Regions from separate parts of the Homo sapiens genome. Here region 2 is linked to region 1. A link is a contact called in ENCODE Hi-C or POLR2A ChIA-PET data. All regions are on one chromosome and are shown on one strand. Each heading gives the region's core, a stretch centred on a gene start or an enhancer-like site at or near the end of the contact. The rest is flanking DNA. Distances are from core to core; before and after follow the strand shown. Region 1 overlaps DIO2-AS1 (DIO2 antisense RNA 1). Region 2 overlaps CEP128 (centrosomal protein 128).

Region 1 (2,948 bases), core at 332-2,831:
AATAATTGCATAAAAATGCACCAGAAATCTCAAGTGGCTGTAATAATGTCTAACATGACAGACAGGCTGTAAAAACACACAAGGACAGTCATTTGGGAATGTGTTGCATATACCTGGGGCATAGCTTAGACAGACAAGAAAAATAATTCAGCCTACTAGAAAAGATGGGAATTCTATAACTGTAGATACAAATGATAGTTTTTTTCAAGGTAAGTATAATATTTTTTTAAAAAGGAAAATAAAAGAAATACTAACAAACATTCGTGATCCGTGTTGTATTTACATTGACTACTAGATATTCCATGGTATACGATTCTGCTCTGAAGGAAGTATCAAAAATTAAGGTAAAGCTAAGCATACTAAAGCATGCTTTTTCTCTTCTTTGGATATTTGTATAAACATTAACAAGAAATATAACCTATTTTGTGTATGCTTGTTCTGGAATAAAGGATCATTCTAATCAGGACTTTGGTCTAATGAAGCAACTCTTTGCTGCAAGAGCTGGCAAAACTGAAATGCAACATTACTTCCCAATGATACACAGGAAAATAATACACAGGGTAACACAGGCTTTCAAACTGTGCTAAAAAGGGTACAGAATGTAACCAGGTAGAGACTGGAGGAACATACCTCTGAACACTTGGTAATATGTTGAAAAGACAGTTGTTAAGACCACGATTTAAAAAAAAATTGTATGTATTAAGAAAAGCACAAGGGAGGAGGAAGTGGAGCAAGATTGCTGAATAGAATCCTCCAGTGATTGTCCCTTACTGCATGAACACCAAACTTAACAACTATCCACACAAGAAAGCACCCTCATATGAATAAAAAAAAATCAGGTGAGTAATTACAGTACCTGGTTTTAACATTATATCAGGAAAAAACGGCACTGAAGAGGGTCTTGTATTGCCTACACCACTCCTCCCATATCCGCTGGCATCACAGCATGACATGGAGAGAGAATCTGTGTGCTTGGGGGAGGGAGTGAAGAGACTGTGAGACTTTACATTGCAACTCAGTACTGCCCTGTCCCAGCGGAAAGCAACACAGGGCAGGATTCCACCAGTTCCCATGGAGAGAGCATTTAGACAAATCCTAGCTGGAGGGGAATTATCCATCCCAGAGGTCAGAACCTGAGTTCCCACTAGCCCCACCACCATGGGCTAAAGTGCTCTGGGGTTCTAAACAAACTGGAAAGACAATCTAGGCAAAAAGGACTGCAATTCCTGGGCAAGTCCTGGTGCTGTGCTGAGCTTAGAGCCGGTGAACTTGGGATGCAGGTGACCCAGTGACACACCAGCTGGGGCAGCCACAGGAGTGCTTGCATCACCCCTGCACCAACTCCAGGTAACTCAGCTTGCAGTTCCAGGAGGAGATGGAAGAGTAAAGACTTTGTCTTGCAACTTGGATACCAATTCAGCCACAATAAAATAAAAGCACCAAGTAGAGTCCTGAAGACCCCATGCTAAGCCATAGCTCCAGGATGACATTTCTAGACCAAGCCTGGGCCAGAAGAGAACCAACTGCCCTGAAGGGAAGGACTCAGTCCTGGCAGAGTTCATCACCTGCTGACTAAGAATTCACTACCTGCTGACTAAAAAGCCTTTGGGTCTTGAATAAACATCAGTGGTAGCCAGGCAACAGTCACCATGGGCCTTGGGCAAGACCTAAAACCTGGCTGGCTCTATGTATGACCCAGCATTTTTCCAGCTGTGGTGGCTGTAACCCCTTCTGCTTAGGGAAAAGAGAGGGAAGAATTAAAAAGACTTTGTCTTGCAGTTTGGGTACCAGCTCAGCCAAAGTAAAATAAAGCACCAAGCAGACACCCAAAGTTTCCAGTTCTAGGCCTTGGCTCCTGGAGGGCATTTCTAGACCCACCTTGGGCCAGAAGGGTATGTGTTATCCTTGTGGGAAAGACCCAGGTCGGGCAAGACTCACCACCTTCCGACTAAAGAACCCTTGTGCCTTGAATAAACATCAGTGATAACCAGGCGATACTCACCACAGACCTGGGGTGGTGGTGGCCATGGAGAAAGACTCCTGCTTGAGAGAAGTATAGGGAAAAGTAAAGAGGACTCTTGCAACATGGATACCAGTTCCACCCTAGCAAAATAAAGCACGAAGCAGATTTCTAAAGCCCCCAGTCACTGGCCATAGCTCCTGAATAGCATTTCCAAACTCACTTTGGGCCAGAAGGAAACCTGCTGCACTGAAGGAAAAGACGAACTTTTGGCTGAATTAATCACCTGTTGATTAAAGAGCCCTTGGGCCTTGAATAAACATCAGTGGTAGCCAGAAAATAGTCACCGCAGGCCTTGGGTGATACTCAGTACTGTGCTGGACTCAGGTGTGACCCAGCACAGTCCTGGTGTTGGTGGCCACAAGGGTGCTTGTTTCACAGCTCCCCCAGATGCAGGCAGCTCAGCATGGAGAGAAAGACTCCATTCACTTGTGAAAAAGTAAGGGAAGAGAATAAGAGATTCTGCCACATAATCTAGGGAATTCTCATGGATCTTACCTAAGACAACCAAGGCACTACCTCTATGAGTCTCCAAGAGTCACAGTGTTACTGGGCTTGGGGTGCCCCCTAATGCGCTTATGGCAATTCCCTTTGAATAGTTGGAAAGTCTTCTCAAGAAAGATGGGTACAAACAACCCCAGACTTTCAAGACTACAATAAACATCTAACTCTTCAGTGCCCAGACACCACTGAACATCCAAAAGCATCAAGACCATTTAGGAAAATATGACATCACCAAACATACTAAATAAGGCAACCCTGACCAATCCCAAAGTGACAGAGATATGTGACCTTTCAGAAAATTCAGAATGGCTGTTTTGAGGATGCTCAATGAAATCCAAGATAACACAGGGAAGGTATTGTCCTATCAGATAAACTTCACAAAGAGATTGCAATAATTAACCAGAATCAAGCAGAAATTTAGAAG
Region 2 (2,948 bases), core at 219-2,718, 130 kb after region 1:
TTCTGTTCATTCATTTCACTGGCTGCTTATGTGCCTTTTCAAACAACCTACTTCAGCGTCTAAAATAACACAACACACATATTGAAGAAAAAAAAAACAGCGAGGCTTAAAGATTTTGTCTGAAAAGTTGTCAAGGAAAAAAAAAAAAACCAACATTTTGACTTAGGAAGAAAAGCCAATTTAAAGTGATATGTCATGTTCTAGCCTACAGGGAAGCCCAATAATGGTCCTTGTTGCCTGATTTTCAACCTGGGTGTGGCAAATCTCTGATAGAACCAGAAGCAGAAACAATCACAGGATTTAAAAACAGACTCAAGGTGGTTGATCCACATTTCCAATATGTTCTGTCATTTACTACTATTGCCTTGACAGAGACCTGAGGGCAGCCAGTTGTTCTTCTGTAGCTTTCTTCTGCTGTGTTCTCTGGTGGGTGTTTTAGTTTGTGGTTTTATTATGAGGAGATTATTGACCATTATACTTCAGTTTTGACATTGTTCAGGAAAGGCTGCGGTTGTATTTATATTGAAGTGGGGTATGTGTACGGGTTTGTGGGGTGAAGAATACAAGTGGGGAAAACAAAGAAGATGAAGAGAAAGATACAGAAATGGGGGTCTATTGGTTTGTTGGGACAGATTTCAGACTGGAAAATGCAGCCTGAGCGGCAAGGTAGGGTTTTATTTAAAATCCCTATACATACTTCTAGGTAGCTATATGAAACTGACACCAAAAATTCTGAGACTACCCTTTAAATTTCAAATCACGAAGCAAAGCTATGAGCTTTCTTTTCCTTATTTTCCTTTAAAATAATCATTTCAAGATTCTTCCTTTAAAGCACAACGTAATGTGGTACATAGGTGTGTGCTACAGAATATCACTACAGACAAAATGAAGGGCAAGAGACAGAATTATCTTTCTCCAGGGACTGTCAAATTCTCCAGTGAAACTGCTCGTAACAGGTAACAAAGGTGAGTGACATCTGGACTGGAGAACAACTAAAGATTATTTGCAGATAAAATAAAGACTATGATGGTGGCTAGGGGCAATGCAAAGGACAACCAGTGCAATTTCAGATGCTGACTGTCCCCACAAAGAGATGGAGAAAGAGGAATTGAGGAGTACCAGGAGAAGGCCAACAACTCAGAAACCAGCACACCATATATTTTTCAAGGATTTACATTTAAAAAAAAAAAAGTACACGACACCAGTCGTGAGGTTAGTCATGTATCAATGGCATATGCCCTGAACTCCTATGCAAATCATATTGCAAGAATGATTATGGCATAATTTATGAGCAGGCTTGTGTCATGCAGAACTTGTGGAAAATAAGAGGGTATGCTTTCATTTTCAGGTACACAAAGGGTTGTGTATCTGACTGCCACTGAATATAGTTGGTCTAATGAGACTCCCTGAGGCTGACATCTCCTTTGTTTCCCCGAAGGGCACATATCTCCTAGGCTTCTAGGTGAAAAAGTTTACAGAGAAACCCATATAACCACAGAATCCTTCCTCCCACGCCGTGTTCTCCTGAGTCTTTAAATTACAGCACTGGATTGTTAACTATCATGCATGTCACACAGCTGAGTCATTAAATGCTACAAGTAAATAGTCCACCTTTGGAATTAATGACTTACCTTTGGGCAATTCCAGTAATCCACATCATAATTTACATGCAGAGTCATTTACAGGAACTAATGCACAAGGAACATTGTAATGGAGACTCTTTCTTGCCCGTCACTCTCATATTCTTTCTGTGTGCTTCTGTGTTCAGTTACCCCTCAGCATTCTACACTAGAGGGGCTGCTGATGAGGATGATCAACATCGAAGCAGAAAGTCTTAAACTAATACAATGGCTGAGATGGGGTAGCTTTTTCTTGCTTCTTAATTCAGTTTGACTGAGATTAAAACTATTATTAATCTCCATTTCCCAACACACACGCGCAGGTAAGAAGGGAAATGTAGCTAAACAATTTAAAGTAACCAGATTATCTGCCCTCTGATTATCATTGGTACACTCTTCTTTCTAAGAACAACGAGGGGAAAAAAAAACCAACAACTAAGTTTTTAGCTGCACTTCTGGGAAGCATACATGAAGGCTGACTTATCCTATATGCACTAAAATAAAGCAGATGTATATTAACTGTTCAGTCCCAAATATCCTAAATATTCCTACCTATGAAATACTTAACTGCTTTTTCTTCAAACTGAGCTTCACTCTGATTTCTCACTGCAGTCTGACTAGCATCTTCCCAAGGTGGAAGTTTAAACAGTAGCTTCGGCTGTTTGAGAGAGATGTGAGTTATGAAAAAGAGTTGGAAAGCTCTATTATCTTAAAGTAATTGAAAATGTTATAAATAGTAATAGCTATAAAAACAGCACTAATTTGACTATAATAATTTCAAACAAATTTCTAAATTTCTGCATTTAGAGAAAATGATATGATGTAGTACTTTTAAAATGGTCCCCCAAATAATTCCTTACCCAAATTAAAGTCACAAATTTCAGGGACATTATTACTTTAAATCTAAAACATTTTACTTTTCAGGACTATAAATAAAGAGTAGTGATTTAGCTCAAAGCATCCTCAACTGTATTGCTTTCAAAATCATCCCTGGAAGTAAGTGATCTTAAATTCCAAAGTCTATGAAATGAAGGAATAAATTGGATGAGAGTTTGTTAATAGCCTCACCTGGGCAGTTTTCGCCGGTAATGACAGCTACTCACAACCTTACCTGTGGATAATGGAATGCTGATACAGTGTGGTTGTAGGAGTTCAGAAAAGTCTGATTACTCAAAATTATACTTTCTTTCCATTTACCAAATTATTTCAAATTCTACCAACAGAAATTTATTCTTTGAGGAAAAATTCAAAAAAATATTCTTATTAGACTCTCCCTATGCCAGTTAACAGTTAAACTAGTTCATTCTAAAGCAGGGGTAAGCAAAGTCC

Evidence for each region. A loop is a pair of places that touch in the nucleus more often than their neighbours do. ChIA-PET counts read pairs that join two places held with the same protein, here RNA polymerase II (POLR2A). Pooled maps may share reads with other maps.
Region 2: a loop to region 1 is called in a map of PC-9, with 6 times the contacts of the local background. The contact joins two enhancer-like sites. A Hi-C loop is called at or near these places in 1 of 168 maps with a recorded cell type or tissue (PC-9) and 2 of 50 pooled maps. POLR2A ChIA-PET finds 5 or more read pairs at or near these places in 1 of 52 experiments (PC-9).

What each region holds. Positions count from the first base shown.
Region 1 is chr14:80,433,495-80,436,442 of GRCh38, forward strand. The region is part of intron 8 of DIO2-AS1 (DIO2 antisense RNA 1); the gene reads left to right. Among named protein-coding and RNA genes, the nearest start is that of DIO2, 220 kb to the left of the region's middle. Within about 2 kb of position 1,582, at least 3 of the 41 ENCODE cell types and tissues checked have a DNase peak (open chromatin) inside an H3K27ac peak, as active enhancers do; they include PC-9, where a contact is called at or near this core.
Region 2 is chr14:80,566,768-80,569,715 of GRCh38, forward strand. The region is part of intron 20 of CEP128 (centrosomal protein 128); the gene reads right to left. Among named protein-coding and RNA genes, the nearest start is that of DIO2, 360 kb to the left of the region's middle. Within about 2 kb of position 1,469, at least 3 of the 41 ENCODE cell types and tissues checked have a DNase peak (open chromatin) inside an H3K27ac peak, as active enhancers do; they include PC-9, where a contact is called at or near this core.